Linked DNA regions of Homo sapiens: region 2 is linked to region 1. Evidence: read pairs that join two places in POLR2A ChIA-PET (ENCODE). Cell type or tissue: Panc1. All regions are shown on one strand. Each heading gives the region's core, and the rest is flanking DNA. Links, peaks and the distances in the headings are about the cores only. Region 1 overlaps ARHGEF6 (Rac/Cdc42 guanine nucleotide exchange factor 6). Region 2 has its middle 47 kb from the start of SNORD61.

Region 1 (15,277 bases), core at 4,501-9,500:
AGAGATGCTTGAGAAGAAATTATTTTAAATTTATTTATTATTACTATTTTTTGAGATGGCATCTTGCTCTGTCATCCAGGCTAGAGTGCGACAGGCTAGAGCGTGACAGGCTAGATTGCCGAGGCTAGTGGCGCGATCTCAACTCACTGCAACCTCCGCCTCCTGGTTTCAAGCGATTGTCCTGCCTCAGCCTCCCCACTAGCTGGGATTACAGGCGTGTGCCACCACATCTGGTTAATTTTTGTATTTTTAGTAGAGACGGCCATGTTGGCCAGGCTGGCCTTAAACTCCTGACCTCAAGTGATTAGCCCACCTCAGCCTCCCAAAGTGCTGGGACTACAGACATGAACCACTGCGCCTGGCCTTGAGAAGTAATTTGAATGCTAGTCTGAAGAGGGTGGACTTGATCTTGGGTTATATTAGGCTTTTTATTGGATGCCTTTGCTGTGTTTTGAGAGACATGAGTGCTAACTAAAAGCACCATTTCTGATGTCTGTGAGATCTGAGCTCCTGAATGCCCACCTAACAGTGTTTGGATTGTTTCCTAAGTGCAAATCCTGTTTGGAGTAAGTTGGAGCAGGATTCACTAATTAATTTATGTCTGTTAGGCATTGATGAGTGTCTCTGAAAATGACATACTTTTCAAAAAGTGAATCACACAGATATATAAATGGGAAGAGCCAAAAGTCTTTGCCAAATGAATGGCTGAAGGTAATCTCTAAGTAAAGAGAGAAAATAATAATAACTTTGGCACAGCATCCTTTCCTCCAAGTTTAGCAGGTGTTAGGAGGATTTTGGGCATGTGAATTGTAGTCTTTCCAATTACACGTTACCCCTTCTTGCTGCTGGTGAGTTGCTTTGCCGTGTCCCATTGTGCTCTGGCTGTGAGTTGGAGCTAGTTTTAGAGCATAGGCATGAACAGGGGAGGGTGGCTTGTAGTGTTTGCCATTTATTCAGTTTTACAACAAAAACGGTTGAAAATATAACCAATTCCAGAAAAAGCAGTAAAATCCCACAGTTCTTTGCAACTTCTCTTCTCTATGATAATGAGGTCATGGTGCTTTGTGATGGCATTTAGAGGAACCTCTATTACCTGGGACAGGCAAGCAGTTGCAGATGTTGCCCACACTCAGCACACAACTTAAAAAATTAACAACCGTAGAGTCTGAAGCACCTTTGGTCACCTCGTGGTCACAGAGCTTAATTTTGCTGATGAGCACAGGTACATCTAATTTTAGATGTTACATGTTTCCTGGAAAATTGCGTGGAGATTGTTTTTTTTCTTTCCTAAGTGATATCTCTTTCTGAGTTTATTATACTTTCTGCAATACTTTTTCTTCAAGTATGATTAATCATCTATTGATGAGAACAGCTAAACTCTCATTAATTAACCAAATATCTATTGAGTGCCTACTGCGTGACAGGCACTCTTCTAGACACTGAGGATCCAGAAGTGAAAAAAAAATTGACATCATGGGGCTTACGTTCTAGGCATAATTTACCTTTATAAGTCTCTCTGACAGAGCATCCTGTCAATCAACCAATGAATGGTTATTTATCAAGTATTTCGTGTATGTTGAATATTGGGGCCAGGTCTGTGGGGGAATGCGGACTTCAAAGAGCCTACCTTTTAATAGGAAATTCAGGACTAATCTCAGTACCTGCATAATGAATAAAGAATATTGGGCTGATAGACCACTGACAGCTTAAATTTACAACATCTCTACAGACTATAAAGCTGTAGCTGTTTGGAAAAAAGAAACATGAAGGTAGGTCAGTGAGGACATTATGGATAGCAACAGGTGATACTTGGAAGGGCTGCTGCTGAAGGCGACTAGCAGTGGCTCTTTTGTTTCATGGCCCTCGTTTCTCCCTAGTCTTTGTGTGGGGCTATTTACCACCAGTCTCTGCTGTAAATTCTGGTAGGCTCTGGGGCTCCTACCCTAAATCTTAGTAGCTGCTAGGAAAGCAGGGACCAAGGGAGCCTTCTCTCCATAGGTGAGGCTCCTCTCTAACTGCCTGGATTGTTAAACAGGCACGGAGGAGCTGCTGACTACTGAAATTTCTGAGGGTATTCTCACGGACTTCATATATTTACCTTGATTCTCTCATCACTAAGAGTTCTAAAATAAATAGTACCCTGAATGTCTAGGGCATTTGTTCATCTTTTATATGAAGGGACAAGGAAAAAGCATAAAGGATGTTGGACATTGATTTGGGAACACATGTCTGGCCACTCTTCAATGTAAAAACAAATTATTTTCCAAAAGTTCATTTTTAAGTGATTATTAGGGACACAGAAAACATTTTCCCATAGAAACAAGGCTCAACACGGTGATTATGTTTTCTGGCTGGCCCACAACAGCCTGTTGAATACTTAATGTGGCTGAACTATAGAACTCACAGAGGCTAAGTGGCAGGTGTGATGCTGTTTCTGGGAAAATGTGTTCCGCATTCCAATTTGGAACACTAGGGAGTCAGTCCCTGTTTCTAAAGGGGTGGGAGTGGGGGCATTGGGGAAGACACCCTCATGTCTGGCACACAGATGCTCCAGCAGCTGAGAGATCACCCATCCACCCCACACCGCAAAACTGGCAACCAGTGTGCTTTTGCAAAGGCTCTGGTGACAGGAGCACAGGAGGAGGGGTGGGAGCCCGCCAAGCCACAATGGCTGGCTGACTGTGAGGCAGCTGAGTCTAGGCCTCCTGCTTCCTGTCCTTGGCTTGGCAAGGGCTATTGACAAGAGATATTTCATTTTTCCCTTTCCTTCATGCCTACTCTCTTTTTGGTGAGATTATTCAAAACCAGTTGTTCCTTCTTCTTTTTTCTTTTTCTTTTCTTTTCTTTCGTTGTTTTTTTTTTTTTTGAGGCGGGGTTTCGCTGTTGCCCAGGCTGGAGTGCAGTGGTGCAATCTCAGCTCGCTGCAACCTCCGCCTCCCAGATTCAAGCCATTCTTCTACCTCAGCCTCCTGAGTAGCTGGGATTACAGGTGCCCACCACTGCACCTGGCTAATTTTTGTATTTTTAGAAGAGATGGGTTTCACTATGCTGGCCAGTCTGGTCTCGAACTCCTGGACTCAAGTGATCCACCTACCTCGGCCTCCCAAGGTGCTGGGATTACAGGTGTGAGCCATTGTGCCCAGCCATCAGTTGTTCTCTTTTGCTCTCCCTTTATTTAATCCTGTGACTGGCCCCACTAAGATGCCTATATTGTTCTTCATTCATTCCCCTCTTACCTGAACACTTAATACTCAACTAAAGTCTCTGTTATAGAGAAAGGGGTTCTCCCCTATAGGAGTGCTAACAAGGAAGAATGGGAGTCCTATGGTGATGCTGAGGTAGCCGTCAGGGAATGAGATTTGTGACTTAATGAAGAGTGAGGGAGAAAGCTCAGATCTTGGCTTCTGTCATAGGAGCTCCATGGAGCTGAACTTCCTGGCTCTAGATTCTATGAGGTTCGAGTAATCTAGGAGTCCATATTAGTTATGTAAAGTGACTTTATAGAAATCCACAGAGCCAAAAAGAAAACATAGAGAGTTAAAGCTGTCCATGATCACAGTCCAAATGCCACGATGCAGTGGCAGCAAGATAAAGCCAGAATTTATAAATAGGTCATTTAAAAATGACATTTTGAAAAATCAGCTTGTAAACAGGTTGTAAGCATGTTAGGCTGCAATACCCTAGACTCTCTTTGCTCTGATTCTGTAGTACTCAACACATTTCTCATTATAATTTAGCTCACCAGAGAGATTTCTCTATTGGGAGAGAGTGCCCTGGCCAGAAAATGGGAGTATTTAATCTTCTTAGTGCTTCATTTATTTTTAGTAAAAATTAAGAAATTGGCCTTTTGGTTTATGCATTGGCCTTTTATGAGCTTGGCTAGTGTGAGTCCATTCTCAAGAGCCTTGAGAACTGAAGACCTGATTCTGGGCCTTGGGGACCCAGCCAAGATGCTGCCTTTAAAAGCTCCTATTTAGATGATGGACCACAAGACCTCTCACTGAGCTCCTTTGCTCAAAGACACTTTCCAGATGGGAAATGGAGCCTCATAAAGGTAGTGTTGCTTTCCTAAGGTCCTCACAACTGCTCAATAGTGACAAAGCTGAGATTGGAGTCAAAGTCTTCTGACTCTCACATCAGTGCTCTTTCCAATACACTGTATGTTGTTTCAGCTACAGGCACAAATTAGATCTTGGAGAGAAAGGGAGGAAATAAAAGTTGAGAGCAAGATTTGCTCCCTTAAGTTTGGTCCATATCAAATAGGAACAGCTATTATTTAAAACCAGGCAGAGTAGAAATGCCATCCACTATATTCTAGTAAGTGGAATACCAGTGGGTAATGAATCCAATTTCTGAGCTAAGAGCATTATTTGTTGCTGACTTTGTGACTGCTTTTAGTAGGAGCTATGTGCACACATCCCAGATCACGTTCACAGGGCCAGGAGCGGTACCACCCAGTGAAATATGACTAAGCAGCTCAGATTTGCTTGCTCTGTTGCACTATGTAATGACATTTCCACCAAAGTTCAGGGGTTAACAGAGGCAGTGTGCTCAGCTGTGAGAATTAAAGAATGTGATTCAAGATGAGCTAAGTTAATTTAAGATTTTGTTCAATAAGAGCAATAAGAACAAGGAAGAGCTGGAATGTTCCTAAATATTTGGAATCTTTTTTAAAAAACAGGCTTGAAATATAAGCTATATGTCCTTGTGGTCCCAATGTATCACTTGCTTTTCAGTTGATTAGACTTTTAACTCTTGAGTAATGGAACCTATTATAATCACCCCCAACCTTAAATTACCTTTAAATAGCAGTTGATTGGGTGTTACTGAAACCACATGACATTAAAGATGACCAGTTCTGAACCAGGGTAGGGTATGCCTTCTTTTCTTAACTAAGATGTGGCTAGACTGCTGTGACTGGTTAACTCAGGTGGTTAGAGCATGATGTCAAGAAAATCAGGAGGCTAGGTGTCATTGCACGTGGCACAGATGTTTTAGCTTGGTTCTGTAATCACGAGCTGGACCCCTACCAGACCAGGACCTCACAAATATGGATCGTGGCTCACGAGGCAGACCTGGTTCAACAAATAGGAGGAGCTTAGTGTAGCTTTTCCCCTCTTTTGGCAAATGTGGCCAAGTGCCTCCTAGGTGAAGGCTGACCCTTGAAATGGGAAGGACAGCACAGGAATTAGGCAAGGCCCCTGTGGAGACAGTCTTGTAATATGGAAAATTTTCTCTTTGCTACAATTAGTTGAATTAATCATTTTAGAGGCTATAACAAACTCGATGCAGATGATACAGATGCTACTTGTATTGACAGAAGCAAAGGATTTCTTTTCGCATACAGACTCATGGATTGCTTTTTCATTTTTTCTCTATGTCTCATGGAAACATAAGGTGTACATGCAGGGCTACAATGCCCCTCAGAGCATTTTCTTGTGTATCTTTATTGGCTCCATCATTTTCCTGCCCTGTGACTTAACTACTCTGAGTCTTAGTTTACTCATCCGTGGAATGGGGAAAATAATTGTACTGACATCATGGGCTTGCTGGGAGAATCAAATGCAAATAAAAAAATATATTTGTATCTTAGTCTGTTCAGACCACCAGAACAAAAAGCCATAAACCAGGTAGCTTATAAACAATGGAAGTGTATTTCTCATAGTTCTGGAGGCCAGAAATCCAAGATCAAGACATATTTAGTATCCTGGTGAGGGCCTACTTCCCTATTCATAGATAGTACCTTCTCTCTATGTCCTTACATGGTGGAAGGGACAAGGTAGCTCTCTGGGGCCTCTTGGATAAAGTCAACAATCCCAGTCATGAGAGCTATGCCCTCATGATCTAATCACCTCTAAATGCCACCACCTCCAAATACCATTATACTGGTGATTAGGTTTCAACATATGAATTTGGGAAGGGCACAAACATTCAGATCATAGCAATATGTATGTGATGTCCAAGCGTGGTGCCAGGAACATAGCAGGAGCTCAGTAAATCAGTAAACAGTAGCTATAAGATAAGTGAGGGAATGGAACAGGGAGTTGGGAAAGTTTATTCTCATATGCTTCCTGGCTTTTTGCAGTTTAGGGAAAGTGTCATAAAATAGCATACATGTTGAAACTGAGAACTACTCCAAAAGGTTCTATTTGTAATGCTATAGAAATATTAACTTCTTGCAGTTTACATTGGCAGATCCCCAATAATTCACAATTAACACCTGGTGTTTAGTGGTTTGCAAATAGGTTTTGCTGTCATTGGGGATATCTAGAATAAAAAGCTGTAGGGAAACATTTAAAAATTAAATGTCTGGGCTGGGCGCGGTGGCTCACGCCTGTAATCCCAGCACTTTAGCAGGCTGAGGTAGGTGGCTCACTTGAGGTCAGGAGTTTGAGACCAGCCTGGCCAACATGATGAAACCCCATTTCTACTAAAAATACAAAAACAAAAACAAAAACAAACAAACAAACAAACAAAAATTAGCCGGGCATGGTGGCAGGTCCCTGTAATCCCAGCTACTCGAGAGGCTGAGGCAGGAGAATTGCTTGAAACTGGGAGGCGGAGGTTGCAGTGAGCTGAGATCATGCCACTGCACTCCAGCCTGGGGGATACAGTGAGACTCTGCCTCAAAAAAAAAAAAAAAAGTTTGATTTCATCTACTGATGTAGGAATGCAACTTAGGTTGGCTATATGTAAATACTTAAAATATCTTTAATAAAGTTTAATCCCTGTCTGTCCTATTGGTTAGAGTAAATGTTTTTATTGTTGTTAGATTTGAACATTGCATCATCTGATTGCAGGAATGATACCTTGACACCATCTAGCCGTAGTCTAAGAAGTAATACTTTTTTCTTGTCTGAGTCACAGTAGTGGTAAGATGAATGGAGGGAGGGAATCCTGCTGTTCATCTGACCTTCACGGATCTAACTGGAACTAACTGGCTTTTTGTGCACCAAAATAGGTATAAAGAAAGTTCAGCTAATCTGGGACTCAGTCACAAACCAGAGACACTGAACAGACTAGTGAGGCTTGCACAGGGTACTAGAAGATGAGTATCATCATGACTTTGCCATGATTTGACTTTGACTTTGAAAAATTTCATTGAAAATGACTTTGGAAAATTACATACAGCATAAATGTGCAAATTTACATTACCTTTTTAACAAGTTCCAGTGCTTTGCAGACAGAAAAGGGAATTGGTTCTCTATTTTGGATGTATAAATGAGTGGGATTAGTCCTAGAAAAAGTGGTCTGTACTTTAATCTACCTTTCCTTGTTCTTCTCACACCCTCTCTACATTGGGGAATTCTCCTTTGCTTTCTCCTATTTGGGGACCAGAGCCCTTAGTCTTTCTCCACATCAACATCTCTAAACTTGGTCTCACACTGCTCATTTCCACTAAGACATAAATAACTGATAGTGGCTGAAAATGTTGTGATCCCTCCAGATAATATTTCCATTTTCATAGGGGAGCTCTCTGAAGTGCATGGAAGAAAGATCTAGGGTGGAATTTTCAATATCATTCAATTTAGGACTTAGAAGGTATAGTGTGGTGAAGGGTGTTTGTGGTTGTATCTGATTCTCCAGCTACTCTGAAATAATAATGCTTAGGCGTTGCTTTCTCTAGCAGTTCCCAGAGGCTTCTTCCAACTCCTTCCTCTGTAGTTTCTAGTGCCTCAGAATAGGCTTGCAGCAAGAACAGTGTCCATGGATAAACTTGAGTATATTGGGGTTTTCTCAAAAGAGAACCGAGTACAGTTCAGGAAACTTCCCTCAAGCAGATGCAATGACTCTTCTTGATGCACATTTCATTTTCTGATTAGTTTATTTATTTTCAAAATCAGTCAAGTACTTGTACAAGTGAATAATACCAGTGTTGCCATGTATAGGCATTTAATAACCCTGGATAAGGAACAACTAAAACCAGAGGGAGAGGTTTTTTATCACAACTTTTGCTCTCATGCCTTATTCTGCTAATATTTAACTTCTGCTTATTATTTTAGATCTACTCATCTCTACCACACCCACCCAAAACATGTATCCACATGCACACACACATGCACACTCCCATTAGGACTGATGGGCTAAAAACAAGTGATTTTTTTTGCTTTGCTACTATTTTGGCATACATGTCATTAACATTTTCCCAGTTGATCAGTTCTAAGGGAGACTCAATAAGTCTGAAATCCCCGGAGATACTAGACACTCTCTCTAGTCTATTGCCTCTTGTTCACCCAGGCTTTGACAAACTAAAACAAAACTCTTGTCAATGTATTTCTGGAAAAGTTTGAATTTTATATTGTAGCATTCAGAAATATATTTGGAATGTGTTGTTGTTTAACTCTTTAGTAATATTAGCATTACTCTTTTACCAGAAATATATTAATGTCTCATTTTTAGATGCATCTGGGCTTTTTGGTCATTTTAACTTTGAATGCAAAATATTCATTGATTAAATGAATAAAGCAGTGAATCCTAGAATAGGCAGACTTGTGTAGGTTTGCATTTGCATGTATCTTTATTGACCCCCCAAAACGTGAAAAATTGATATTATATATTTTCACTCTAAAAACAGATTATAGGTTTTCAAGAACATGTACAAAAAAGATAGAAATTTGTCTTGATATGGTTCCCAGAAAATATGCAGCTTAAAAATGGAACAAATGGCTCTACCTAATGGGAAGACAGACCCTTTAAAATCCTATGCCCATTACCAATCATGTCCCATATGAAAAGGTACATTTTATTTCCATCACCACATTTGGGGAAAAAATGATGCAATCTGTTTTCTTTAAGAGACTTCTAGACATCCTGGAACAAAATGTTTTTAGAAGGGGCATTTCCATCCAGAAGGTGGGCATCTGGTTACCTTCAGATATGCATACTTACATTGTTGGCTGGCAAATTAATAGATTGTACCTGTGCATGAGAACACTTCTAATTTCAAATATACATATTTGAGACTCAATATATTTTAACACACTGACTACATTTCAAAGGTAACAGGTAAATTGTATTGAAAACAACATCTGATTGGTATCTTCACTGGGGACAATAGCATATCAGATTGACAGTTGACTGGTAAAGTGAAATGTATTTCCTTAATGTGTTTTTTGCCAAGAGTTGAGTAGTATTAGACAGGCCAGAGGTCATATTTGGGAAAGTCATCTAAAGCCAGGAAGAGCCCATAGGCCCAGGCAGGCAAATACTTGAATTCATGATGAGCTGAGAGGGGCAAGGTCAAACAGCAGAAACAGAACTGAAGCTGGGAGCAAAAGGCAGACCTGGGCAGAAAGTTTGGGCAACATGGAATTGGGATCCTAGGCAGTTGGGATGCAGCGGGTGGCAGTTGGGAGGAAGGAGAGCAGAGAAAAAGGCACTTTTGACAGTGACTCAACTAGGCACAGCTAATAAACTGTACAGATGCAACCATGTCAAAAAGGCTCCACCTCCTTATTTATGGACTGTCGAGGACATTATGTAGGTGATGGGCATTGATTGTAACCCATGCATATGAGCTTCCTGTAACTGGGCTGAAACTATTGATACATTCAGGCCAGAAGAGTGGGTCTGAGTATGCACTGTTTATTTCCTGGTGGGCGCTGCCTTCTCAGCTTGGCTCTCATTTCCCATTACTGCTTTGCTCTGACTCACTGATGGCCTGCCACATGTCATTAGGCGGCTCAACTGCTGCTCTCATTTCTCCCAAAGGTATATGGAGGTTTGTGTCTTGGCTTCTACACTTTTTTTTTTTTTTTTTTTTTCCGGAGAGCTGGAGGAAGTGGCCTTTTGATAGTTTTGTTTGTTGAGTTGAATACTTGTAGTGTCTTACGGTTTCAATTTTCCTTTCTCATAGATATTTGATCCTGATGACCTTTATTCAGGGGTCAATTTCTCCAAGGTACTGAGTACTCTTTTAGCTGTCAACAAAGCAACAGAAGGTAAGCCGGGCTTGTGATTTATATGTTCTGGGTGACATTTTTGAATCCATGTGTTTGTGATTACCCTAGGAGCCAACTCTGGCCAGGATTGTTCTCGTGATGCAAATTTTCCCCTTGCTCCCCCAAATACACCCCAACAAATGTCAAATGCTTGAATTTTTCATGGCTTAGGATTTAAAATATACCTATCATAGATGTTATTCTAATGCCCTTAATATAATGATAAGAACTAAGAAACTATTCCATTCAAAGCTCTGAATCACCAACTGAGTATAACAAAACAGAGAAGAAAAAGGAAAGACCAGTTCCCTTTTTCATAGAGTTTACAAAATACAGCCGTCACTTCCCTTTCCCCACTAGAGACATATTTTTCTCATTGTTTTATGTATGCCTTTGTCCATGTAAAGGAACCCCTCAGTAGCCTTGCACCAAAAATGAAATCTTGGGGTCATAGGGAGTGAAAATAATATCTTTTATTTAAATGTTTAACACCTACCACACTAGAGGTATTAAATATAAATGCTAGTAAATGTGAAGAAAATGATGATACACTTAGAATGTAGCTTCACTCCTTCCCTGGTATATTTTACCAACAGCTGAATAGTAATAATCATACTTAAAATGCTTTGAGCTCTTGCCCTGGATCTAGGCTGTCATAAGAGCCACAGGTGATCTCATCCAATCCTTGAAACAACACTGGGGGTAGGTATTATTATTATTAGGTCCATATTACAGATAAGGAAAGTCAGGCCAACAGTTGCCCAACTAGAAAGTTAGTCGCTGAGTTGGGATTCAGACCCACATCTGAATGACTACAGAGCCCTTATGCCCAAGCACGAGGCTTGCTGCTCAAACTGTTGTAGAGTCAAGAGGCTGTGTGCCCAGCATCGCCAGGTGCTACAAAAAATGTCAAAGCTATGGTCCCTGCCTTTGAGAAAATTACTGTCTATTTAAGGAGACTCAACTTACCCACGTGAAACAATTAGAGGACAAGAGCAGACAATATAATCAAGTGCCAAATAGGTTAGAGCATCTAGGAAGCTATCGAGTAATTATAGTTTTTGTCAAAAGAGCTGTATATAATAGCAATACAAGTAAAAATACTTCTCCAAAGTTGTTCTTTTGCTATTTGGAAAAAAAAATGCTTTTGAGCTATTGCAAGGCGTATAGCTGAAAGTACAGCTAATTCAAGTAACTATATTTAACACACATGACAACTATCCAGTTCTAGTCAGGGAGGATCGTGTAATTCTAACATTATGCCACACAAATTATACGTTCCTTTGCCAAACTCTCCTAGCAAGTTTTACAGTCTCTTCCCTTGCCACAGATATTTATAAAATACAAGGAGGTGAAAGTTAAAACCCACAGCATCAAGGAAATTACTTGGATACTGAGCTTGTCGCCTAGGGAATGTTTGGGCTTTAGACTTTTGCAGTTTATATCTTTTAAAAATAAATGGAGAGGAAAAGAACCCTTATTGAAATTTGTCAAGAAGCCAGCTCCTCTCTTTTGTATACTCTCAACAAACTGAAAACATCCAGCTCAGCTCTGGCCTGGTCGAATTTCACAAGGTTTCAAGGAAGAGAAGACTCTTGAATCTGATTGTTAAAAAAATTATTCTAGTATCAAGATTACATCTTTCCCAAACACATCTTCTCTTTCACTCTCATTCTCCACCCTGCCCCACACACATCAGGGAGATTTTACATCATATATGCCACACATATTGTTACGTGTGAGTAAGAAATGAGCCACTGAGTTATGGGCCAAAAAACAAAGAGAGAAATTTGAAATATTTCAAAGTAATAAGAGCCACAAACAGCTGTTTGGTACCCAATATAGTTCTGCCTTGGATAACAGGGCATACTGTTGCAACTGGTTCAGGAGGGAAGAGTTGTAGGGAAATGGTTAAGAGAAAATGTGGTTCTGTCGCTGTTTTTCATTCTACTGGAGCACGATGGCCAGTAAGGTTAAGAACAGGAAGTTGGCCACCAAAAAGGGAAGGGGGATTGAAATACACTTGGCATGTTCATAATGATAACAGTTAGAATTACAGCCAGGATGCCTCTGATAGTATCCTGAGAAAGATAATGTTATGCGGTAGATGTTTTTCTGATCTGAGTGGTTCCTTTAACATGCCTTTTCCTCTTTTCACAGATCAGCTATCAGAAAGACCATGTGGACGTTCCTCTTCTCTTAGTGCTGCTAATACTTCTCAGACAAACCCACAGGGAGCAGTTTCTAGCACAGTTTCAGGGCTGCAAAGGCAGTCAAAGACAGTGGTAAGTATAGTCCCCAATTCTCCGTCTGTTTTAAAATCCATAAAATTAGATTGATATCCTAGTTGCATCTCCATATGTGGTGAGACAGCCATCCGGGTTGTTTTGGGCATCACTGAGAAAACTAATTATAAACCGAGCACCAATTCAGGCTGGCCCGAAGGAGCAAATCAAAGGCATGTGGTGGGGCAAAAATCCGGATTGAAGCTCCAGCTCTGTCCCTTACGAGAATTAGGCAAGTCACTTAACTGAGAATGCTATGCAAATGGAAGTCATTATGGCTACTTTCTGATGGCAGTTTGCTGTTAATTTCCCTATCCCTTGTTTTATTAGAACTAAATAGTGCCTGACACATAGTAGGCAATCAATAAATATTGATTAGTATCCTCATTATTATTGCCATTTTTATTTTTCTCTTTCCATTCCTAATGAGGAAGGCTTGATTTTAAATTTCAGTCTATGATGAGCTTCTATATTAGGATCTCCCAGTTGCCTTTTCACTTGCTCTTATTGGGAGCTTTTATTTGGGAGGAAATGCCTCATCTTCTGCTCTTTGGGTGAAACCTTTATTTCCTGTCAAAAGCCACCCACTTGCAGTAAGACATTATGACCTATTACTTCCAAAGCACTTGAGCATGTGGTTCTTAACTTTTTTGGATCACAGATCCCTTTGAAAGGCTGATGAACACTATGTCTCTACACCCCTGGTACCCTCTCAAATTGTATACAAAAGCCCATGTGTATGAACTTATTTAGACAAAAATATGTTGTGCTCATCAGATTCTCTAAAGGGTCTGTGACCCTCAAAAAGGAAGTCCAGTTTATACATGACAGATTAAGAATTCCTGACTTAATATATCCATGTAATAAAACTGCAGTTGTACCCCCTAAATCTATAAAAATAAAAAAATGGAAAAAAGAATTCCTGACTTAGGCAACTATGGGTTATTTGATCTTTGCATATAAATAAGTCTTAGCCAAATTAAGATATCCTTAGTAATTAGGAGATGGGAGGCAGATTTTATGGAGGGTAGGTTAGTACATCTTGGTTATATAATTATGTGGACTGTTTGTGTGTTGAGTAGAGGCAGGGTGGAATAGCTTATCCAGGGTGGAATAGCTTATCACTCTACTTTGTTATCTGGCTTAGTTAAATAGATAATCTTTAGATAATGGGGAGGGGTGTGGAGAGAAAAATGAAAGCTATGACCCACTTCAAAATACAGATTCTCACAAATGCCAAAGTTTACATACTGTTTTGAGGGATTTATTAATCCCTCTGAGACCCATTCATGGATTCCTAAGTTAAAAACTCAGGACTGAGATGGATCTGGGGTTTTGTCTTTGCTTCCTCCACTTTATTTGCCTATATCCATATCATTTCTACCCCTGCCTTATTTAGATGAGTGCTTAATCTGGTGTGGCTTTTGTTTCTCTAGGAGATGACGGAAAATGGAAGTCATCAGTTGATAGTAAAAGCAAGATTCAACTTTAAGCAGACTAATGAGGATGAACTGTCAGTTTGTAAGGGGGACATCATTTACGTCACACGAGTTGAAGAAGGAGGCTGGTGGGAAGGCACATTAAATGGGAGAACAGGCTGGTTCCCCAGTAATTATGTCCGTGAAATTAAATCCAGTGGTAAGTGAAGTTTTTAAAAGGCTTTTTGATTGTGACTCTTGTACTTTCTTGGTATTCTTACTGAAAATTGTGTAGTTTTAATTGGTTAACAGAAGCTGTTTATACTTGTATGTGTATGCCAAAAATAAGAGTAGAACAGAACTGGGAAAAATCTGTGATTAGATATTTTGAAACAAATTGTATTTAGATTACATTAAGGCAGCAGAAAAATAAAAAAAGCAAAGGAATTCAAAGCTCAGACAACTGGTCCACCCTAACTGTATCCCTTTATGTCTACTAATTCTAGCCCATGTAATATAGTACATAGTCCTTCTCACCACTCTAAAACTTACCATGGCAGAATCCAATAATAAGAGAGGCCATGTGCTAACTTCCTTTTTTTAGCCTTAAGCCCTGTAAGCAGACCTGAGACTAAATGCCTCAGACATGAGAGATAATAATGATAGGGCTGCAGGAAGCTGTCTGGCCGCTTTGATGCTGAACAAGATTGCCCTTAACTCACTGAATACTGCTAGCTGTTTACCTTTTTTTTGTAACAATAGCCAGAGAATGAAATCGAATTGCTCTTCAGTAGTCTTTTCTTCTCTCTCTCTCTTTTTTTAATTATTATTTTTAGACAGGGTCTCACTCTGTTGCCCAGGCAGAGTGCAGTGGCTATCACAACTCACTGCAGCCTGGACCTCCCGGGCTCAAGTGATCTTCTTGCCTCAGCCTCCCAAGTATTTGGGACTACAGGTGCACGCCTTCCACACCCAGCTAATGTTTAAACTTTTTGTAGAGACGGATCTGCCTGTGTTGCCCAGGCTGGTCTTGAACTCCTGGGCTCAAGTGATCTTCCTGTGTCGGCCTCCCACGGTGCTGGGATTACAGGCATAAGCCACTGTGCCTGGCCACTCTTCAGTAGTTTTCCTTAGAGTTTTTTTGATAATTCACTTGCCCTTTATTGTTTAAGAAGGTAGGCTCTTCTGATATTGCAAAAAACCCAGCAAACCCTTATACATAAGAATATGTCCCTCACAATACACATAAAACAGCATTTAGTTATTCACATTATTACATCTCTTTACTTTTCAAAAATATTTACACAAGGGCTCTTTTGAGTGGTTAGCTCAGCGCATTATTTCTTTTGTAAATATCTTATTGCTTTTTCAATGCCTCAAAATTGATACTATTAATTAATTAATAAAATTTTAGGCTCACTGTAAGTAAAATGAAACATTCTGGAAATATACGGTTGACTCTATTTTTTTTTGTTGTTGTTGTTTTGAGACGGAGTCTTGCTCTGTCACCCAGGCTGGAGTGCAGTGGCGCAATCTCGGCTTGCTGCACACTCCGCCTCCCGGGTTCACGCCATTCTCCTGCCTCAGCCTCCCCAGCAGCTGGGACTACAGGCGCCTGCCACCACGCCTGGCT
Region 2 (15,277 bases), core at 4,834-9,833, 82 kb before region 1:
GTGGTGCGATCTCGGCTCACTACAACCTCTGCCTCCCTAAAACTAGTTATTCTTAAAAAATGAAAATAAAATTGATAAACCTGTAGCAAGACTGACAAAGATAAAAAGAGAGACAACGTAAGTACCACTATCAGGATTCAAACAGTGATATCACTACAGAGTCTATAGTTGTTAAAAAAATGAAAAAGAAAATATTAGGACCAACTTGACACTCATAAACTTGACAACTTAGAAGAAACTGGTCAGTTTTTCCAAAACCATGCAGATACCCAAACTAAATCAAGATAAAACAAATTGAGCCAGGCGCAGTGGCTCATGCCTGTAATTCCAACACTTTGGGAGGCTGAGGGGAGGTTCACTTGAGCACAGTAGTTTGAAAACAACAACGGCTGGGCGCGGTGGCTCGTGCCTGTAATCCCAGCACTTTGGAAGGCTGAGGCGGGCAGATCACCTGAGGTCGGGAGTTCGAGACCATCCATGACCAACATGGAGAAACCCCATCTCTACCTACCTAAAATACAAAATTAGCCGGGCGTGGTGGTGCATGCCTGTAATCCCAGCTACTCGGGAGGCTGAGGCAGGAGAATCGCTTGAACCCGGGAGGCAGAGGTTGCAGTGAGCCGAGATGGCGCCATTGCACTCCAGCCTGGGCAACAAGAGTGAAACTCCATCTCAAAAAAAAAGCAACAACAACAACAAAAAACCCCCAAATCATCAGAATAGTCCTTTAACCATTAAAGAAAATGAATTCATAACTAAAAGGCTTCTAAAAAAGAAATCTCCGTGCTTATATCACTTTGTTCACTGAAGAATCATCCCAAACATTTAAAGAATTAACATCAGTATTACACAATCTCCCCCCAGAAATAGAAGAGGATGGAACACTTCCTAGCTCATTTTATGAGGCCACTATTACTGTGATCCCAAAACTGAAGAGAGCACAAAAGCAAAAACTATAAACTAATGTCTCTCATAATAAATGTGGAAACAAAAATCCTTAATAAAATATTAGCAAATCAGGCTGGGCCCAGTGGCTCACACCTGTAACCCCAGCACTTTGGGAGGCCAAGGCAGCCAAATTGCTTGAGGCTGGGAGTTCGAGACCAGCCTGGCCAACATGGGGAAACTCTGTCTCTACTAAAAATACAAAAGTTAGCTGGGAGTGGTGGTGCACGCCTGTAATCCCAGCTACTTAGTAGGCTGAGGCAGGAGAATTCGCTTAAACCTGGGAGGTGGAGGTTACAGTGAGCCGTGATCATGCCACTGTACTCCAGCCTGGGTGACAAAGCCAGACTGTCTCAAATATATATATATGTGTTTGTGTGTGTGTGTGTGTGTATCTCAAATGCAGCAACACACAAATTATATACCACAACTGTGATGATTGATTTTGGGTGTCGACTGGTTAAGGAATTCTGGAAAACTGGTAAATAATTCATTATTCTTAATGTTTCATTAAGCACCGAGCCCATCCCTCTTCTGCTTAAAGGGAAACTCAGGTAGTTTGGCATTTGATTAGAATGATTTGGCTGCTCCAGGTGTGTCTGTGACGGTGTTTCCAGAGGAGATTGGCATTTGAGTTGGTGAACTGAATGGACAAGATTTGCCCTCATGTTGGTGAGCACCGTTCAATCAGCTGTGAGCCTGGGTGTAACACAAGGTTGGGGGAAGAAAAAAATTCTTGCTCTTTCTTCTGGAGCCAGGTCACCCTTCTTCTCCTGCCCTTAGATTTAAGAAATCCAGTTGTTTCTCTGGCCTTTGGGACTCACACCAGCAGCCACCTGGGCTCTGGGGCCTTGAGCCTCAGGCTGAGCATTACACCATCAGCTTCCCTGGGTTGGAGGTCTTTGAACTGGAACTGAGCCATGCCACTGGCTTTCCTGGTTCTCAGACTTACAGATGGCCTATTGTAGGACTTCTCAGCTTCCATAATTGAGTGAGCCAATTCCCCTAATAAATCCCTTCTCATATATCTCTTTCTATGTATATTCCATTGGTTCTTTCTGGGGAACCTTGACTAAAACAGGTTAAGAGATTTAAACCAGTAATGCAAGACTGGCTCAATATTCAAAGATCAATTAATGTAGTCCACCATATCAATAGACTAAGGAAGAAAATAGGCTGGATGCGATGGCTTACACCTGTAATCCCAGCACTTTGGGAGGCCGAGGTGGGCAGATCATTTGAGGTCAGGAGTTTGAGACCAGCCTGGCCAACATGGTGAAACCCTGTCTCTACCAAAAACACAAAAATTAGCCGGGCATGGTGGCACACACCTATAGTCCCAGCTACTTGGGAGGCTGACATGGGAGGATCGCTTGAGCCTAGGAGGCGGAGGTTGCAGTGAGCCAAGATTGCGCCACTGCACTCCAACCTGGGCGACAGTGAGACCCTGTTCCCCAAGCCCTCCCATCAGCCCCCCACCAAAAAGAAAATAATATTATATTGATTGATGCAGAAAGCATATACAAGATTATTCAAAATTTTTCATGAAAAGGAACAGTCTCTAAAATACTTAAAACAAACTTGAGAAAGAATAAAGTAGGAGAAATTACTCTACTTGATGTTAAAGGCTAATACATAAATCCTATAATCTGGACAATGTGGTATTGGTTGAGGGGTAGCCAGCCATAAAGATTAACAGGACAGAATAGACAACCCAGAAATAGACCCACACAAATATGCCTAAGACATTTGTTGTTTTTTGTTTTTGAGGCAGAGTTTCGCTCTTGTTGCCTAGGATGGAGCGCAATGGCATGATCTTGGCTCACTGCAACCTCCGCCTCCCGGGTTCAAGTGATTCTTCTGCCTCAGCCTCCCGAGTAGCTGGGACTACAGGCATGCACCACCACACCTGGCTTGTTTTTTAGTAGAGATGGGGTTTTGCCATGTGGGCCAGGCTGGTCTTGGACTCCTGACCTCAAGGGATCCGCCTGCCTCAGCCTCCCAAAGTGCTGGGATTACAGACATGAGCCACCACGCCTAGCTGCCTAAAAGATTTTTGACAATGGCATAAAAGTAACTCAAGGGAGGAAGAATAGCATTTTTAACAAACAGTGCTAGAACAATTGGACATCTAGGTTAAAAATAAAAAAAGCTAATCTTAACCTAAACCTCATGACTTATACAAAATTAATTCCAAATGGATCTCATATTTAAATATTAAGTGTAAAATTATAAAACTTTTGGGAAAAAAAGTATGACAAAATCTGTTGGACCTAAAGACAGGTGAAGAGTTTTTGGATTTGACACCAAAGTGCAATCCACAAAGGAAACAAAATGGATAAATTGAACTTCATCAAAATAAAAAAATTTTGATCTGCAAAAGACCTTGTTAAGAGAATAAAAAGACTAGGCCAAGACTGAGAAAATATTTGCAAACCACATATCTGACAAAAGCCCTGGATCTATAATATATAAAGAGCTCTCAAAATTCAACAGTTAAAAAAACAAGCATTTCAATTAGAAATTGAGCTAAAGAGGGCCGGGTGTGGTGGCTCACACCTGTAATCCCAGTACTTTGGGAGGCCGAGGTGGGTGAATCACCTGAGGTCAGGAGTTCGAGACCAGTCTGGCCAACATGGTGAAACCCTGTCTCTATTAAAAATACAAAAATCAGCCGGACGTGGTGGCAGGTACCCGTAATCTCAGCTACTCGGGAGGCTGAGGCAGGAGAATCGCTTGAACCTGGGAGGTGGAGGTTGCAGTGAGCCGAGATCTTGCCACTGCATTCCAGCCTGGGTGACAGAGCGAGACTTGGTCTCAAAAAAAAAAAAAAAAGAAAAGAAATTGAGCTAAAGATATGAACAGACATTCACTGAAAAGGACAACGGATGGTAAGTAAGCACATAATAAGATGGCCAACATCATTAGCCATTACAGAAATGAAAATTAAAACTGTAGTGAGATATCGCTATATAACTATCAGGTTGGCTAACATTAAAAAAAATAGTGACAACCTGTATTATTCCATTCTCACACTGCTATAAAGATACTGTCTGAGACTGGGTAATTTATAAAGGAAAGGGGTTTAGTTGACTCACAGTTCTGCATGGCTCCGGAGTCCGCAGGAAACTTACAATCATGGTGTAAGGGGAAGCAGGCACATTTTACGTGGTGGCAGGTGAGACAGTATGTGAGAAGGAACTGTCAAACACTTATAAAACCATCAGATCTCATGAGAACTCACTCACTATTGTGAGAACAGCATGGGGGAAATACCCCCATGATCCAATCACCTCCCACCAGGTCCCTCCCTCAACACGTGGGGATTATGTAGATTACAATTCGAGATGAGATTTGGGTGAGACACAGAGCCAAACCATATCAACACCATATGCTGGTAAGGACTTACCAAGCTGGATCACTCATACATTGCTGGTAACAATGTAAAAGTGGTATAGCCACTCTGGAGAATATTTTTGTAGTTTCTTAAAAAATTATACCTCACTTACTGTATGATACGGCAAGTGCACTCTTGGGCACTTATCCTAGAGAAATGAAAACTTAGGTTCATAAACCTGTATGTGAATGTTGAAAGCAGCTTCCTTCCTTCCTTCCTTCCTTCCTCCCTCCCTCCCTCAAGCAGCTTCCTTCCTTCCTTCCTTCCTTCCTTCCTTCCTTCCTTCCTTGTTTCCTTCCTTCCTCCTTCCCTCCCTCCCTCCCTCCCTTCCTTGACAGAGCGTAGCTCTGTCACCCAGGAGGCTGGAGTGCAGTGGCGTGATCTTGACTCACTGCAACCTCTGCTGCCACCACCCCTGGCTAATTTTTGTATTTTTTGTAGAGACAGGGTTTTGCCATATTGGCCAGGCTGGTCTCACTCCTGACCTCAAATCGATCTGCCCACCTTGGCTTTCAAAAGTGCTGGGAGTACAGGCATGAGCCTCTGTGTCTGGCTGAAAGCAGCTTTCTTTATACTAGCCCAAACTGCAAATAACCCCAACATACTTCAATGGGTGAATGGTTAAACAAAATGTGCTATATCCATATCATGAAATACTACACAGCAAAAAAGAATGTACTATCAATACATGCAAATACCTAGATAAATCTCCAGAGAATTATGCTGAGTGAAAAAGTCAACCTCAAAAGGTTGCATAATGTATGATTTCATTTAAATAACATTCTTAAAATAACAAGATTATAGAGATGGGGAACAGATCAATAGTTGCCAAGGAGTGGGGCATGGAGGGGCTGAATGTGGCTATAGAGACTGAATGAAGGAGCATTATCATGATGGAACAATTCTACATTTTGATTGTGGTGATGATTCCATGAATCTACACATGTAAGAAACATGTAGATTAACACCTGGCCTCTCATCAGAAACAATGGATGCCAGCAGGCAGTAAGATGATATATTCCAAGTGCTTAAAGAAAAATCTTTCAAGCAGGAATCTATATGCAGCAAAAGTATTCTTCAAAACTGAAGGCAAAATAAATTCCCAAACGAATGATAAAATATATTGCTAGCATAACTGCCTTACAAGAAATTAGAAGAATAAACCCAAAAGAAATGCCAAAAGAAGTTCTTTAGGGAGAAAATAATGAACACTAGAGATTAAATCTAATCCACAGAAACAAATGAAAAGCACAAGTAAAAGTAATTATGTAGGCAATTATAAACCGTGTAAGGTGTATGTATCTCCACACACACACACACACACGGAGTTTTCTAAAAGTTCATGGAATTGCAATATTATGAAAAAACTATACATGGATTCCAAAAATTTTAGCATCCAAATAAACTTGCACTAACTTGTTATAACATACCTTAACAACCTCTAGTTTGAGGTATGAAAAGGATAAGACATCAGTTTGGAAATAGCCTCTATCAGAGCAACATGACTTCTGCCAAATTTGAAGTTAGAACAAACATTATGGTGAAGCTTGGGTGGAAGAATGGTGAAATCATTGATGCATTATGAAAAGTTTGTGGGGACAAAGCTCCAAAGAAATCAGCAGTTTACAAATGGATAACTCATTTCCTTTTTATTTTTTGAGACAGGGTCTTGCTCTGTCACCTAGACTGGAGTACAGTGGCATGTTCATGGCTCACTGAAGCCTCAACCTCCCAGGCTCAAGTGATCCTCCTACCTCAGCCTCCCTATTAGCTGGGACTACAGGTGTGCACCACTATGCCCAGCTAATTTTTGTATTTTTTGTAGAGATAGAGTTTCACCATAATGCCCAGGCTGGTCTTGAACTTCTGCAAGTGATCTGCCCGCCTCGGCCTGCCAAAGTGTTGGGATTGCAGGCGTCAGCCACTGTGCCCAGCACGGATAACTCATTTTAAGAAGGGATGAGACAATGTTGAAGATGAAGCCCACAGTGGCAGACCATCCACATCAGTTTGTGAGGAGAAAAGTTGCTCCTTCAGTTGGTGCTCTTTCAATTAAGGCATGAGTTCATCTTGCTCATGCCCTAATTGAAGGAGTACCTAATAATCACCAATGATCAGCGACAGAACCAATAGCCAACATCATAGACCCTTCAGTTGGTTCCGCTCACCCAATTCTGACTGAAAAACTAAAGTTGAGCAAATTTTCTACTTGATGGGTGCCAATACCATTGTAGCCAGATCAGCTTCAGACAAGAACAGAGCTTTCAAAGGAAATCTTAAATAAGCGGGATCAAGATTTTGAAGCACTTCTTTGAAGACTTGTAACAGGATATGAAACGTTGCCTTACCAGTACAATCCTGAAGGCAAAGCACAAAGCAATGGCTACCAACAGTTGGAGTGGTTCAGTCAAAGCAAAAGCACAGTAGTCAAGAACAAAGGTCATGGCAACAGTGTTTACAGATGCTCAAGGCATTTTGCTTGTTGACTTTCTGGAAGGCCAAAGAACAATAAAATTTGCTTATTATGAGAATGTCTTGAGAATGTTAGCCGAAGTTTTAGCAGAAAAACACCTGGGAAAGCTTCACCAGAGAGTCCTTCTTTACAATAACAATGTTCCTGCTCATCATTGTCATCAAATAAGGGCAATTTCGTGAGAATTTTGACGAAAAATAATTAGGCATCTGCCTTATAGTCCTGATTTGGTTCCTTCTGACTTCTTTTTGTTTCCTAATCTTAAGAATCTGTAAAGGGCACCCATTTTTCTTCAGCTAGTAATATAAAAAAGACAACATAGACATGCTTAAATTCCCAGAACCCTCAGTTCTTTAGGGATGGACTAAATGACTGGTATCATCCCTTACCAAAGTGTCTTGAACTTGATGGAGCTTATGTTGAGAAATAAAGTTTATATTTACTTTTTTTTTTTTTTTTTGAGATGGAGTTTTGCTCTTACTGCCCAGGCTGGAGTGCAATGGCATGATCTCGGCTCACTGCAACCTCCGCCTCCCGGGTTCAAGCGATTCTCCTGCCTCAGCCTCCCAAGTAGCTGGGATTACAGGTACCCGCCACCACACCCAGCTAATTTTTACATTTTTAGTAGAGACGGAGTTTCACCATGTTGGCCAGGTTGGTTTCGAACTCCTGACCTCAGGTGATGCATCTGCCTCGGCCTCCCACACTGCTGGGATTACAGGCATGAGCCTCCATGCCTGACCTTACATTTTTGTTTTTAATTCCATTTTTCCCACAAACTTTTTGAAGTTCCTTATATGTGTATGTGTACAATTAATCTTTTCTTCTCTTAATATGTTTAAAATGATTCCATAAAACTGCAATTATAAAATCATATTCTTAGACTTTTAACATATAAAGATGTGATATATGCGATTTTTAAAATTTTTTAATTTTTTACTTTTTGAGACAGAGTCTCACTCTGTTGCCCAGGCTGGAGTGCAGTGGCACAATCTCAGCTGACTGCAACCTCTGCCTCCCGAGTTCAAGCAATCCTCCTGCCTCAGCCTCCTGAATAGCTGAGTAGCTGGGATTACAGGTGTGCACCATCACGCCCGGCTGATTTTTGTATTTTTAGTAGAGGTGGGTTTCATCATGTTAGTCAGGCTGGTCTCAAACTCCTGACCTCAAGTGATCCACCTGCCTCGGCTTCCCAAAATACTGGGATTACATGGGTGAGCCACCGCGCCCAGCCAAGATGTGATATATATGATGATAATAGCATAAAGAAGGAGATAGGGATGAAACTACATTACAGTAAGTAAATGACACCAAAAAGAATTTGAAACTACAGAAAAAATTGAAGAGTACCACAAATGGTAAATATGTACGTTAGTACAAAAGAATTGAGCAACCACTAAAAAAACAAACCCTCAAAATAGAGAAATCATTCAACAAAGGAATTAAAAAGGTACAGTAGAAAATATATGTTTAATACAAAAGAAGAAAGTAAAAGAGGAACAAATGAACATAAAAGATGAGACATATAGAAACAATTATCAAAATGGCCAACATAAATCCAATCATACCAATAATAAATGTGAATGGATTAAACAACTGAATCAAAGGAAGATATTGTCAGAGTGGGAAAAATATCCCAAGATCCAACTATATGCTGTCTACATGAGATGTACTTTAATTTCAAAGACACAAGTAGGTTGAAATTAAGAGGATGAAAAACGATGGCCGGGCATGTTGGCTCATACTTGTAATCCCAGCACTTTGGGAGGCTGAGGAAGGCAGATCACTTGAGGTCAGGAGTTCGAGCCTAGCCTGACCAGCATGGTGAAACCCTGTCTAAAAATACAAAAATTAGCCAGGTGTGGTGGCAGGTGCCTGTAATACCAGCTACTCAGGAGGCTGAGGCAGGAGAATCACTTGAACCCAGGAGGCAGAACTTGCAGTGAGCCAAGATCACGCTCTTGCACTCCAGCCTGGGCGACAGAGTGAGACTCTGTCTCAAAAAAACAAACAAACAACTAAAAACAAGAAAAAAGATGTACCATGCAAACAGTAAACATAAGACTACTGGTATGGTTATATTAATATCAGATAAAGTAGACTCTAATACACAAGGAAATGTAACTAGAGAGAAATTAAAACATTATATAATGACTAAAGGTCAATTCATTAGAGACATGAATTATAACGATAATTATAAACATGTACACATACTCACCACAGGGCCCCAAAATACAAGAAGAAAAATAGAATTGAAGACAGAAATGAAACAGTTCAAGACTTCATTATTGCTCTCAGTAATGGATAGAACAAACATTCTGAAGACTTGAGCAATGCTATAAACTGACATTTTGTTTTTGTTTTGTTTGTTTTTTTTTCAGAGTCTCACTTTGTCACCTAGGCTGGAGTGTAGTGGCACAATCTCAGCTCACTGCAACCTCCACTTCCCGAGCTCAAGCGATTCTCGTGTTTTAGCCACCCGAGTAGCTGAGACTACAGGTGTGCACCACCGTGCCTGGCTAATTTTTGTATTTTTAGTAGAGATGGGGTTTAACCATGTTGGCCAGGCTGGTCTTGAACTCCTGACTGCAAGTGATCCACCCTCCTCGGCCTCACAAAGTGCTGGGATTATAGACATGAGCCACCACGCCTGGCCAGTATTATATTAAATGTCCAGAACAGACAAATGTGTATAGATAGAAAATAGATTAGTTGTTCCTTAGGCTTAAGGGAGTGGAGATTAACTGCAAATGAACATTAGGGATCTCCTCTGGTTGATGGAAACTTTGTGGTAGATTGTGGTGATGGTTGTACATACAACCCTGGAAATTTACTAAAAATTGTTGATTTGAGCAATTACACCAGTGAATTTTAAGGTATGTAAATTATGCCTCAAGAAAGCTGTTTTTAAAACATTGAACATGAAAATATGATCAATATCATTAGTTATGGAAATGCAAATTAAAACTACAATGAGATATCATTGCATACCCACTAGAATTGCAGAAATAAAAAAGCACACAGTAAAGAATTGTTGACAAAGATACAGAGAAATGGTAATCCTCATAAATTCCTGATGGGCACGTACATGGTATACTCACTTTGGAAAACAGTTTGGCAATTTCTTAAAAAGTTAAATATAAATTTACCATATGACCCAGTAATTCCTCTTCAAGGTGTATACCCAAAGGGAATGAAAGCACTTGTACACACAAAGACTAGTGCAAGAATTTTCAGAGCAGAATTATTCATGATAGCCAAAAAGTGGAAACAACCCAAATGTCCGTCAACTAAGGGCTGGATAAACAAAATGTGGTATATTCAAACAATGAAATATTATTCAGCCATAACAAGCAAGGAAGTGCTGATACATGCTCCAACCTAGATGGACCTTGAAAACATTAAGTGAAAGAAGCCAGTCACAAAATTCTACAAATGGTATGATTCCATAGAGACAAGAAAGTAGTTGCTTGGTCCTCATGATGGAGAAAAGGAGTAACAATAAATGGGATCTTATTGGGGTTATAAAAATATTCTAAAGTGGATTTATGATGATAGTTACACAACCTGGTAAATTTACTAAAAATCAGTGAATTGTACACTTGAAATGGGTGCATTATATGATATGTAAAATATGTATAAAGACAGTTGAAAAGAAAAAAAAACTACTGTTAAATGTTAGGAGGTTGTACTGATTACTGTTGTTCTGCCCAGATCCTCTCAGATTCCTTTAACAATTTCTTGAACTCCTTCCCTGGCTTTTGTGTTTATTTACTTCCTTTTCTTTTTAGACAAAGTCTTGCTTTGTCACCCAGGCTGGAGTGCCGTGACACAATCTCGGCTCACTGCAACCTCTGCCTTCCGGATTTAAGTGATTCTCCTGCCTCAGCCTCTCAAGTAGCTGGGATTACAGGCACACGCCACCACGCCTGCCTAATTATTGTATTTTTAGTAGAGACAGGGTTTCACTCTGTGTTGGCCAGGCTGGTCTCAAACTCCTGACCTCAGGTGATCTGGCTGCCTCAGCCTCTCAAAGCACTGGGATTACAGGCATGAGCCCCCACGCCCGGCTGTGTATATTTACTTCTAAAGGCCTGTACCTTTGCCTCTCTGGCTCTCTTGGAAGCCTGTTTTAAGGAGCTGCTTTGCTTGTATGTGCAGAGAACTGACAATGCCTGAGAATTTACATTCATATTTTTGCAACCCCACCCCTTTCCACTTGCAAGTTCTGGATAGTCTTTACCAAATGAAGGTTATTGAGGGAAAGTATGAAAGTTTAATTCCTCTGTCTTGAGTAGGGACAAACCCTGTGACATAATTTACACTTGGCATTCTCCTGTGGGATCATGTGGAAGCAACCCTCCATAGGATGTTGCCTGAAATTACACATTTGCTTAGCTACTTCCGCTTTCCTGTCCTGCTTCCTCCATTTCCTTATTGAGGTCTCCTGGGAGCACTTCCTTAAATTAACTGCATGTACTTGAATCCTCATCTCAGAGCCTGCTTCTGGGGAGCCAACCCAAGACAAGGGGGATTACTTATTCCTAATTTACCCAGTTTTCAGGTGAAGGGACACATATTCAGGTAACACTCCAGGCTTTTCTATGCCCTTCGCTGCTCCTCATGGGAGGAGGAGTGACATGCTAAATTGTGATTTGGGACTAAGAATTTGGCATCTGTGACTTATCCCCTTTCTTTGGGGTATTCCTGCCTGCAGGGAGCATGTGCTATGGTCAGTAGGCTTAAGGAAAATGGCTCTGCCTTTGCATGAAAGGCCCAGAAGCAGAGCCTGAGGCAGGCATTTAGGTGTATGTGATTTATTGAGGGAGGGCTCTTTAGGAAAAACCTGTAAAAGAATGAGAGTAGGAAGATACAGGGGAGGAATGTGTGTGGTCATGGCCTGTAACATGTCAGGAGTTGTTTCATGCAGCAATGAGGAACTTGAGGAGTTTTTCCATTAGGAGGCAAGGGAGTTAGGCCTATCAGTCAGTCATTGGTCATTATTGGCGGTGGTGGTGAGGGGTGGGGGTGGGAGGTGTTTGGATTTCCCAGTTGTCTTCAGAAGAGGTGGCTCCCCTTAGCAAAGGGTAATTATTTGGACATGTTTAAAGGTGTAAACTGTTAGCCACAGCACTCAATGTAGCTGGGGGATGGATGCATCAGTTAATGAAGGTGATCAATGAAAGGCACCAACAGTGTCTACTATAGTTCATTCCTTGGACCAATCAGATCCACTTGCTACTTCCTATTAAATTCATTCTATTTGGGCATGGTTTTTCCAGGATTCTAGTTGGTGGGAATTCCTTTGGGAAACTTGCAAGAGGAGATTTAAACAAACCACAGCCTTGACTGCTCTGATTGGTCCTGAGACTTTAACTGATATTCTTTTTTCCTTCTTTCATCACCCATTCTAGATTTCCCTAACTTGTTTGGTTCTTCTGCTGGTTTAGGTGGCTTTCCTGATGGGGTGACCTATACCCTCATTGCCGTGGGTCTGAGCCCATTTTCATGCCCTTATCAAGTCTGTGGTTGCTTCACTTGCCCATTCATGGCTAAAACTGGGCATTACAGTAGCAAGAGATGCCCCAATTGGTCACATGAATGCCAAACATACTCTTCCCTGCTCATATTATATAGCAGCAACTTTACGTCCTCATGATAATCTAGGGCCAATTCCCACTGTCAGTATGGTAACTCTTTTTCATACCTGTTGATCTATTGGCAGAAGGAGCCCAAGTGACCAGCCAATACGTGTAGCTTTAGGTGTAGTTGGACTCTTGCTACGTCTCTTTGTGGAAGTGATCCCCATCTGGGAACTGGATCTTCTAGATGCATAGATCCTAAGGTTGTAGAGACAGGAAGCATAAATCCTCAAGTAGTTCATTAGGAGTGATGGTGAGAGGGTCACTCTTACTTCCATGTCTTGGTTCTTACACCCATGTATTTTTACCTGTTGGGGCCAGAGCACTATATAATGATCTCTGAGTTAGAGGTAGAGTCAGTGAGCTTTTTCTATAAAGGGCCAGACAGTAAATATTTTAGACTTTGCAGTCCATATGGTCTCTGTTGCTACTACTCAACTCTGATGTTATAACATGAAAGCAGCCAAAGACAGTATGTAAACAAATGAGCATGGCCATGTTCCAATAAAGTCATATTTATCAAAACAGGCAGTGGGCTGGATTTGGCACGTTGTCCATAATTTGCTGATCCCTGGTTTAGAGTACAGATGCTCCTCAACTTTGTTAGTCAAAAATGCATTAAATACACCTAGCCTAGTGAACATTATCGCTTAGCCTAGCCTATCTTAAACATGCTCAGAACACTTATATTAGCTTACAGTTGTGCAAACTCATCTGGCAACATTGTACACTGTAGAGGATTGGTTGTTTACCCTCGTGATTGCCTGGCTGAGTGGGAGCTGCAGCTTGCTGCCCCTGCCCAACATCACAAGAGAGTATCATATTACATATCACTTCCCCAGGAAAAGATCAAAATTTAATATTCAAAGTGTAGTTTCTACTGAATGTGTATCACTTTTGCACCATTATAAAGTCAAAAAATTCTAAGTGGAGCCATCATAAGTCAGGGACTGTCTGCATATACTGCATCTTGAAGGATAGTGCCCCATCCTCACGGGGATTGTTTCAAAGCTGGTGCTTCATCTGTGCCTTTAAAGTGCCTTTTTTTTTTTGAGACAGAGTTTTGCTCTTGTAGCCCAGGCTGGAGTTTAATGGCACAATCTTGGCTCACTGCAACCTCTGCCTCTCGGGTTCAAGAGATTCTCCTGCCTCAACTTCCTGAGTAGCTGGGATTACAGACGCCCGCCACCATGCCCGGCTAATTTTTATATTTTTAGTGGAGACAGGGTTTCACCATGTTGGCCAGGCTGGTCTCGAACTCCTGACCTCACGTGATCCGCCGGCCTCAGCCTCCCAAAGTGCTGGGATTGATTACAGGTGTGAGCCACTGCAACCAGCCCTAAAGTGCCCTTCTATCACTCTATTACACCAGCAGCCTCTGAATGGTGCACAATGTTGTAGGGCCAATGAATTTCATTGTTGTGTGTTCACTGCTGCATCACAGTTTTCATAAAGTGGATCTCTTGGTCTGAGGTGACATTAGGAGAGATCCTATGTTGGTAGATCAGATACATCATGATCTCAGGTAGTGGTGCTGACTGAGTCCTTGCAGGCAGTGAAGGCAAAATTTGTATGTAGCATATGTGTCAATCTCTGTCATAATGAACCACTGACCTTTTTAGAGGGAAGGGGTTGAATGTAATCATTTTGACCCCACATGACTGGTTGATATCCTCAAGGGATGGTGCCATATTGGGGACTTGGTGTGGTTTTTGTTGCTAGAAAATTAGACATTCAGCCACAGCCATCTCTACATTAGTCTTGGTGAGAGGAAGCCAATGTTGTTGGGCATGCATAACTTCCGTCTTTGCCACTGTGGCTACTCTATTGTGCAAGCACTGGGATGGCAGAGGACAGACTGGCTGACATCTACTGGCCAGATCATCCTGTCCTCTTGGTCATTTAGTGCTTCTTCTGCAGCAAATGCATTCTGATTAATGTTAAAATGAAGAGACAAAACCCTTCACACTTTGTACCCATTCCCATAGTTCCACCCATATGCGTTTTCCCCAGACCTCCTTGATCCCAATCTTTCCATCTTTCCCTTCCAATCCCCTGACCAACCAGCCAAGCCATTCACTGTTTCCCATGAATCAATATATATATATTATAAGTTTGGGCCACTTCTTCCACACAAAGTGGATGACCAAGTGTACCACCAAAAGCTCTGCTGACTGTCTTTCAGAGTCACCCTTGAGTGGGGTTGTAGGGCAGTAGCTACATATTTTCAGCTGGTACACAAATACTGAGCCGATCTATCAATGAGCTAAATTTGAGATTTTTCCTTCTATGCCAGCTGATCATAAGGAATACTTCCCCTTCCATGTGCCCATTGGTGTCAGTTAAGGAAGAAGCACCAGTGCATCAGTTGTGGATGACATAGGTGTCTGGACCACCTGTTTCTGTAGCTTACTTGGGTCTTTTGGCCTGCTAGCACCCAATCCTGCTGGATGTACCACTTTATCTTACAATAAATTGCTGCTGGGGCCTGCCCAACCTTATGATGGGGTGGGTCTGACAGACCCAAGCTCATGATAAGCAATACTGGGAACACGGTTACTTGATATCCAAAGGGCAAGTACTCAAAAAAAAAAAAAAAGAATCTGGGCCAGGTGCGGTGGCTCACGCCTGCAACCCCAGCACTTTGGGAGGCTGAGGTGGGTGTATCACCTGAGGTCAGGAGTTCGAGAACAGCCTGGCCAACATGGCAAAACCCCGTCTCTACTAAAAATACAAAAATTAGCTGGGTGTGGTGGCCCATGCCTGTAATCCCAGCTACTGGGGAGGCTGAAGCAGGAGAATCACTGGAACCCGGGAGGC

What was found. Peaks named below come from ENCODE experiments on the same cell type or tissue, not always from the same donor. Only the 100,000 strongest peaks of a DNase experiment are listed, where the experiment ranks them.
Region 2: POLR2A ChIA-PET joins it to region 1 with 9 read pairs; 6 of 35 experiments call an interaction of 5 or more read pairs at or near these places.

Annotation. Positions count from the first base shown.
Region 1 is chrX:136,742,172-136,757,448 of GRCh38, reverse strand. ARHGEF6 (Rac/Cdc42 guanine nucleotide exchange factor 6) reads left to right here. Exons shown (of 22, transcript NM_004840.3): 3 at 9,857-9,941; 4 at 12,102-12,226; 5 at 13,663-13,864. Among named protein-coding and RNA genes, the nearest start is that of ARHGEF6, 31 kb to the left of the region's middle. In Panc1, for the core only: no CTCF peak of the experiment used is centred there; no DNase peak of the experiment used is centred there; H3K27ac peaks cover 1,482 bases.
Region 2 is chrX:136,824,970-136,840,246 of GRCh38, reverse strand. No RefSeq gene overlaps it. Among named protein-coding and RNA genes, the nearest start is that of SNORD61, 47 kb to the left of the region's middle. RefSeq lists an enhancer at 5,035-5,536. In Panc1, for the core only: no CTCF peak of the experiment used is centred there; no DNase peak of the experiment used is centred there.